Linked DNA regions of Homo sapiens: region 2 is linked to region 1. The links are chromatin contacts, found by Hi-C or POLR2A ChIA-PET in ENCODE. All regions are on one chromosome and are shown on one strand. Each heading gives the region's core, a stretch centred on a gene start or an enhancer-like site at or near the end of the contact. The rest is flanking DNA. Distances are from core to core; before and after follow the strand shown. Region 1 overlaps LOC101927060 (a long non-coding RNA gene). Region 2 overlaps WNT9B (Wnt family member 9B).

Region 1 (3,688 bases), core at 485-2,984:
TGGGCCAATCTGAAATCTTCCCTGAGAATTTCTACACGGAGGTGGTGGAAAAGAGCTCTGTTCTGTCCAGTGACAAGGCTATAGGGACGCAGGCCTATTATATTCCTCTCCACAGTGGAAAGATAGAGAAAACCTATCTGCGGCAGAAAGGGTGAAGTCCCAGACACAGAAGAGTCAAAACAATAGTGAAAGAAAGCCCCAACTTTTAGAACCCTGGACGCTCCTGTAGTCTGGTGACATAAGGTATTAAATTAAATCCCCCTTTATGGCTTCAGCTACCTCAAGATAACTTTTTATCAGTTACACAAAGGGTCCTATGTAATTCACCTGATAACATATCATAAAGATCTTTGCCAATGTCCTTAAGTCAAGAATAAAGTGATCACACTATTGATGTTGTTGAAAGCTTTGTTGAGCATGTACAATGTGAGAATCTTGAAGGATCTTCCCCCAGTCGTTGTAAGGGGTAAGACAAGGGAAGGACATGGTTCACACCACACCAGGAACCAGTGTCCAGGGCATTCACCTGTCAAGGCCAGCTGGATGCAGGAAGGTGTTCACACTCATTTGAGTATTAGAAACACGTTTATTTCTCTCTTTCTGTAGGACAATTTGACAACACACACAAAATGCTTTTTTTTTTTCTTAAGATAGAGTCTTGTTATGTCGCCCAGGCTAGAGTGCAGTGGCACGATCTCGGCTCACTGCAACCTCCACCTCCTGGATTCAAGCAATTCTCATGCCTCAGCCTCCCAAGAAGCTGAGATTACAGGCATGCACCACCACACCCAGCTAATTTTCATATATTTGGTAGAGACAGGGTTTCACCATGTTGTCCAGGCTGATCTTGAACTCTTGGCCTCAAGCAATCCTCCCGCCTTGGCCTCCCAAAGTATTGGGATTACAGGTGTGAGCCACCACACCTGGCCACAGACTGCTTTTAAAAGGTTCAGGCCCTTTGCTCCAGCAATTCCACTTCCAGGAATTTATCCCATTGCAATGGTTTTCAAATTATGTTCCTGGTGGAACCGTGGGGTTCTACAGAGGTGCTTTGCTAGTTCTGCAAAACTTTGATTTGAATGTCACTGGTACTGAGGCTGATTTAAAACTATAGTCATCATCTTCTGAGATGTCATCTTGAGATGATGTCTAACTGGTCTAGAAGACCCCTAACTGGTCTTCTAAATACTGCATATTTGAATTTATAAAATATGCCAACAGAATGACTTCTTATCTGTTGCTTACATGAGCCTTATTAAGTTTCATTTAAAGAAGGGTCCTACTTCTAAAAAGAAACAGTATAGGCCAGGCACGGTGGTTCACGCCTGTAATCCCAGGACTTTGGGAGGCCGAGGTGGGTGGATCACCTGAGGTCAAGAGTTCGAGACCAGCCTGGCCAACATGGTGAAACCCCATCTCTATCAAAAATACAAAAAATTAGCCGGGTGTGGTGGTGCACCCCTGTAATCCCAGCTACTCAGGACGCTGAGGCAGGAGAATTGCTTGAACCCAGTGGGCTGAGATTGCACCATTGCACTCCAGCTTGGGCAACAAGAGCAAAACTCCATCTCAAAAAAATAAAATAAAATAAAATAAAATAAAATAAATAAACAGTATAAAACCACTGTCACAAGAAAATGATCATTTCATCCTAGAAGGTTTAGCTTCATGAAGATGTACTACACAATGTTTATACAGAGTTGGTTCAGTGAACCGTGGCTCACAGGCTGGATCTGGCCACCACCTGTTTTTCTAAATAAAGTCTGATTGAAACACAGCTATGTGCATTCATGTACACATGATCTGTGGCTGCTTTTTTGCCATAATGGCAGAATTCAGCAGTTGTAACAGAGAACTTGTGACCTGCAAAGGCCAAAACAAATACCACCTAGCTCTTTACAGAAAAAAGTTTGCTACTTCCTGGTTTATAATGATATAAAAATTGGAACCAAGCTAAATGTCCAAGAAAGTGGATTGATCAAATTACAACACATACCTTGCAAATGGAATGCAAGGCCCTTGTTGAAAAATAATGCTGGCTGGGCATGGTGGCTCATGCCTGTAATCCCAGCACTTTGGGAGGCTGAGGCGAGTGGATCACCTGAAGTCAGGGGTTTGAGACCAGCCTGGCCAACATGGCAAAAACCCCATCTCTACTAAATAAATAAATAAATAAATTAGCCAGGTGTAGTGGTACACACCTGTAATCCCAGCTATGTGGGAAGCCGAGGCAGGAGAATCACTTGAACCCGGGAAGTGGAGGTTGCAGTGAGCCGAGACTGTGCCACTGCACTCCAGCCTGGGCAACAGAGCAAGACTCCGTCTCGGGAAAAAAAAATGTTTTAGTTCAGCAGCTGTTAGGTTTGGCTGCGTACTGAAACTATCTGGGGGGTTTTTAAAAATTCCAAAGCTCAGGCCACTCCAGATGAATTAAATTTGACTCTAGGGGTGGAACCCAGGCATTGATATTTTTAAAGCTTCCCCAGGGGTTCTAATGCAGTGCCACTGTTGTAGAAGAATATTTAATGAGGCCAGGTGCGGTGGCTCATGCCTATTATCCTAGCACTTTGGGAGGCCGAGCTGGGAGGATCACCTGAGGTCAGGAGTTTGAGACCAGCCTGGCCAACATGGTAAAACCCCGTTTATACTAAAAATACAAAAATTAGCCAGGCATTGTGGTGGGCACCTGTAATCTCAGCTACTTAGGAGGCTGAGGCAGGAGAATCGTTTGAACCTGGGAGATAGAGTTTGCAGTGAGCTGAAATTGTGCCATTGCACTCCAGCCTGGGAGACAAGAGTGAAACTCCATCTCAAAAAAAAAAAAAAAAAAAAAAAAGAATATGTAGTGACACAGAAAGATGGCCACTATATATTATTAACTGAAGACAAAGAAGATTTTCTAACAATGTGTAGCATGTGACTCCTTTCTGGTAAGTTTCTATACACACATGCAAACAGACTCACATGTATGAAAATATATGCCCAAACTGACAGTGGCCATCTCTGTAGGCTGGGACTAGGAGAGATTTTGATTTTTTTTTTTTTTTTGCTTATCTGTATTTTTTAGATGTTCTACAATGAACATGGTATCTTATAATAAATGCAAAAAATAAAGTTGTCAATAGCTTAAAAAGCCATGTACTTTTTGTTTTAGGCAAAACTACAAAGAGGAGCATCTAATCAAACAACACATCCCCAGGTCACTCATGTGTGCAGCATGCCTTCAGGCATGCATCCCAACAGAGGCAGATCCCAGGCTCATGGGACAACAGGTTTTCCTTGGTGAGGAAGTCAGGCACTGCAGCCTCCAAGCCTCAGGCTCCTCAACTGTTAAAAAGGGATCAGTCTGCCTACCCCCAGGATTTAAGGCAGGCATGCATAGTGTCTGGCACATAGGAGGTGCTCAACAAAAGTTGCTTATTTCTCCATAAGCAGCTTTTAGCGTCACAGCCTGCAGCCAATCAGCTTCTTGCTGTTCTTGCCAAAGGAGGATTGGCTTTGCCAAAGCTGGGCCTGCCCAAGTTCATCCGCAGCCACTGGTCTCTGATGCTGTCCACCTTGGCTTGGAATCTCTGTTGCTCTTGGAATTTTTCTGTGTTCCCTAGAAGGACTGTGACCTCTCATCAACACAACCTGTATCCCCTACTCCCAGAATGGGTTCCATCTGCGTAGAGAAAGTGAGGGCTTC
Region 2 (3,688 bases), core at 725-3,224, 120 kb before region 1:
AAAACACCAAAATAAACACATTTTTCTGGGTTCATAAGACTAAGGAAGCCCACTTGAATTTCTCCAGTTGTCCATCTTACCCCCTTGGCACTCAGCTAACTGTGGGTAATTGAGATTTCACAGAGGGACCCAGTGAGTGGTGTCTGCAGGGCTGGGATGCCAAACAGTATGACTTCTTCCAGGGGATGACGTTGTTCCTGCTGACCTCTGAGCAGGCTGAAGCCTGCCACACCCAGAATTATTCTGGGGTCTAGGAAGATACCTTCCCAGCAGAAGCCATGGGCTGAGCATGTGTCGGATAATTCACTGTTGAGGAAAATAGATGGTCATTTTCTAAATATGATGTCATGGTACTATTTCTTCAAAGGAAATACGATCCCAAACTGCAACACAGAAAATAAACAGAGGGAAACTGGGTCTTTGAGGCCTCCCAGGCTGTCTTCATGGGCCCTGTGGGGTTCCCGAGGCAGTGCCAGGGAGCCTTCTTTGAGAGCAGCCCTGGGCAGACCAGGGCCCGGTGTGGCCTGAGGCCTCTGTGCGGTTGGCTACCTTTCCTGGTCATTAATCGCTACTAAGTGTCATTACCACTAATAAAATTAACCGACTTGATACTGGACTCTCTGAGCCATCAATCTCAGGGTCCATTAGATGAAATTTAAAAAACAGATGCCTCTGGGGTGGGGCCTGAGGATTTGCATTCCACAGAGCTCCAAGGCAACACTGGCCATGCAGAGCTGGGCACCGTTTGAGACCCATTGCTCCCTCCAGGGTCTCTTCCCCTGGGCATCGCGGACATTGTGGTTGGAGTGGAGCCGTTCTGGGCACTGCAGAGTGCTGGGCAGCGTCCCTGGTCTCCACCCACTCCATGCCAGAAGCACCAAAAACGAAAACAAAAATGAACAAACCAACAAAAACCAGATGCCTGTTGAATGAGTGGAGGGGTTTGCTGGGTCTGGCTCCCAAGTGCAGCCTAGGGAATTCTGGCACTCTTCACATGTCAGAGGTCATAATCAAGGATGATGCATTTAGTTAGACAAACCAACTTTGAGCCTTCGCTCCACACTACATGGGAGTCCCAGACAAGAACACAGCTTGGGCAGGGTGCAGTGGCTCACGTCTGTAATTCCAGCACTCTGGGAGGCTGAGGCGGGCAGGTCACTTGAAGTCAGGAGTTCGAAACCAGCCTGGCTAACATGGTGAAACCCCGTCTCTACTAAAAATATGAAAATTAGCCAGGGATGGTGGCGCACACCTGTAGTCCCAGCTACTCGGGAGGCTGAGGCAGGAGAATTGCTTGAACCCGGGAAGTGGAGGTTACAGTGAGCTGAGATCACACCACTGCACTCTAGCCTGGACCACATAGCAAGACTGTCTCAAAAAAAAAAATGTTATATATCATGTCATATCATATGACATATACTGTAGCTATAATGATATAATAATCATAGCTATTATTCTTAAAATGGCATTTGAGGCAGGTCTTGAAGGATATGCAGCTTCATTGGCCAAAATTTCCATCACTCCCTGCTTGCTCTCCCCTCTGTCAATCAGTTGCTATCAGGGAGGTCCAGTTTCTGAAACACAGGAATTGTGTGAGCAGAAGTCGCCACTCACACCAGCCCTCGGTGTGAGAAGGAGGACATTTGAGGGCAAGGTAGCTGCAGCCCCCAAGCTGCCCTCCACACTGGAAGCCAGTCAAGGCGTGGCCTCCTCAGCTGGAGTTGACATCCAGTTCTTCTCTGGACCTGCCAAGGGTCAAACTCTGAGGATTTCCTGCCAGGCTGCAGGGAGGGGTTTGGGTGTAGACCTGGTGGACTGGAAAATTACCCATTTGCCCCCAGATTAATGATTAACGGGTCCCTGCCCTCACCCTGTCTGGGAGAGGAGCCCAGGGCCAGGCTAGGCCAACGGGAGCCCGATAGCATCTGTCTCTGCTCGGAGGTTTCGGAGATATGCTCCATGATGGGTTGACTGCACCTGATGGGTGTGGAATCTACAGGTGATTTCTGAGGGCACCTGGGGCCTGGCCAGGCCGCATACCCTCTGGTGAGGCTTCCAACTTCTGGGGCATACAGAGAGGGCATGGCCTCCAGCCAGATGTCCTGGCTAAGGCAGGTGACTCCAAAGAGGAGAGCTGTGCCCTTGGCTCAGAGGAACATGGGCTTCTCTGACCACTCCTGGCTTGACCACAGGACTTACCTTGGCCAGTGGCACATGAGCAACAGTGGCAAGTGCCACATCCAAGCAGGAGCTCTAAGAGACATTGCCTGCTTCCACCTTTGCTTTTTTTTTTTTTTTTTTTTTTTTGAGATAGGGTCTTGCTCTGTTTCCCAGGCTGGAGTGCAGTGATGCGATCTCAGCTCACTGCAGCCTCCACCTCCCGAGCTCAAGCTATCCTTCCACCTCAGCCTCCCAAGTAGCTGGGACTACAGGTGTGTGCCACCATGCCCACATAATTTTTCTATTTTTAGTAGAGACAGGGTTTTGCTGTCACACAGGCTGCTCTCAAACTCCTGGACTCAAGCGATCCACCTGCTCAGCCTCCCAAAGTGTGGAATTACAGGTGTGAGCCACTGTGCCCAGCCCACCTTTGATCTTTTACCCTGGCTATGAGGCCAGGATATCCCAGAACAGGGTTACTTCTCTTGGGCTGGGTCCTGGAATGATGTATATTCCACCCACACTGGGGGCACCAGGATATAGGACAGCAAACATTTTGAACCAGCAGAGCCATCTCACAGAGAGCTTCTGGGAAGAGGGAAGACGAACTCTAATTCCAATTCCCACCCTGCTGCTGATCTGTTGTATGACCAGTCCAGTCACTGCCCCCTCGTAAATCCTTTGTTTCCTCATCTGGACAAAGGGGAGACTCTGCTTAGCTGGAGAGTAAAGCATCTTGCAAAATGAGGGAAGTTTGGGAAGCTCCAGCTAGCAGGAAGGTAGGCCTGCTTGTCCCAGGCACTGTGGTTAGTCCATTTCATATAATCCTCCCACCAACCCTAGGAGGTAGAGAAGATCACTCTGCCCAGTTTCCAGAAGGGAAAAAACCAAGGTGTCAAGATTGCATAGCTAGAACATCAGCCTTAGAATTTGGTAGCTTGGCTCCAGAATCGATGAACTTTCAATCTAGGAGAACAAGAAGTCTGGGATTGATGGCCTGATGGGAATTCAGCTCCTTCACCTTCATCTAACCATCCATCAGTCCTTCCTTCCTTCCCTTCTCTTTCCTTCCATCCCCTTCTCTCCCCAGGCATCTGTTTGTACCAGGCACCAGGTGGTCAGATGGTTGAAGGTCTATCTGGGAATTATGGAAACATGTTAGATTGGTACAGGATTACTTGGGCAGCAGCATAATGTAAGGGAGAGAGGGATGTCAGGGGACCTTGGCTGGGTGTCCGCTCAATGTCCACATCCCCTCTGCCTGCCCCCTCTCAGGAATGTGGCTCTCTTGGCCAGGCAGCCACCAATACTCTGTGCATTATTTCCCAAACTTCCCGGATCACAAAAGCTGCCTAGGGACTGTGGTAAATGTACAGATTCCCAGGCCCAATTCCAAACCAATAGACCCAGAATTGCCCAGCATGGATCCTGGGAAAGCGTATTTTTAATAAGCACCCCAGATGATTTTTCTAACTGGGCCAATAGGGAAATAGGAAAATAGGGTGGATAAGAAGAGCAGAGACCGGAA

Evidence for each region. A loop is a pair of places that touch in the nucleus more often than their neighbours do. ChIA-PET counts read pairs that join two places held with the same protein, here RNA polymerase II (POLR2A). Pooled maps may share reads with other maps.
Region 2: a loop to region 1 is called in a map of heart right ventricle, with 2.9 times the contacts of the local background. The contact joins two enhancer-like sites. A Hi-C loop is called at or near these places in 2 of 168 maps with a recorded cell type or tissue (adrenal gland and heart right ventricle) and 3 of 50 pooled maps. POLR2A ChIA-PET finds 5 or more read pairs at or near these places in 3 of 52 experiments (WTC11 and activated T-cell).

What each region holds. Positions count from the first base shown.
Region 1 is chr17:46,990,042-46,993,729 of GRCh38, forward strand. The region is part of intron 7 of LOC101927060 (a long non-coding RNA gene); the gene reads right to left. It also overlaps a transcript of LRRC37A2 not described here. Among named protein-coding and RNA genes, the nearest start is that of RPRML, 13 kb to the left of the region's middle. Within about 2 kb of position 1,735, at least 2 of the 41 ENCODE cell types and tissues checked have a DNase peak (open chromatin) inside an H3K27ac peak, as active enhancers do.
Region 2 is chr17:46,868,622-46,872,309 of GRCh38, forward strand. The region is part of intron 1 of WNT9B (Wnt family member 9B); the gene reads left to right. It also overlaps a transcript of LRRC37A2 not described here. Among named protein-coding and RNA genes, the nearest start is that of WNT9B, 19 kb to the left of the region's middle. Within about 2 kb of position 1,975, at least 3 of the 41 ENCODE cell types and tissues checked have a DNase peak (open chromatin) inside an H3K27ac peak, as active enhancers do.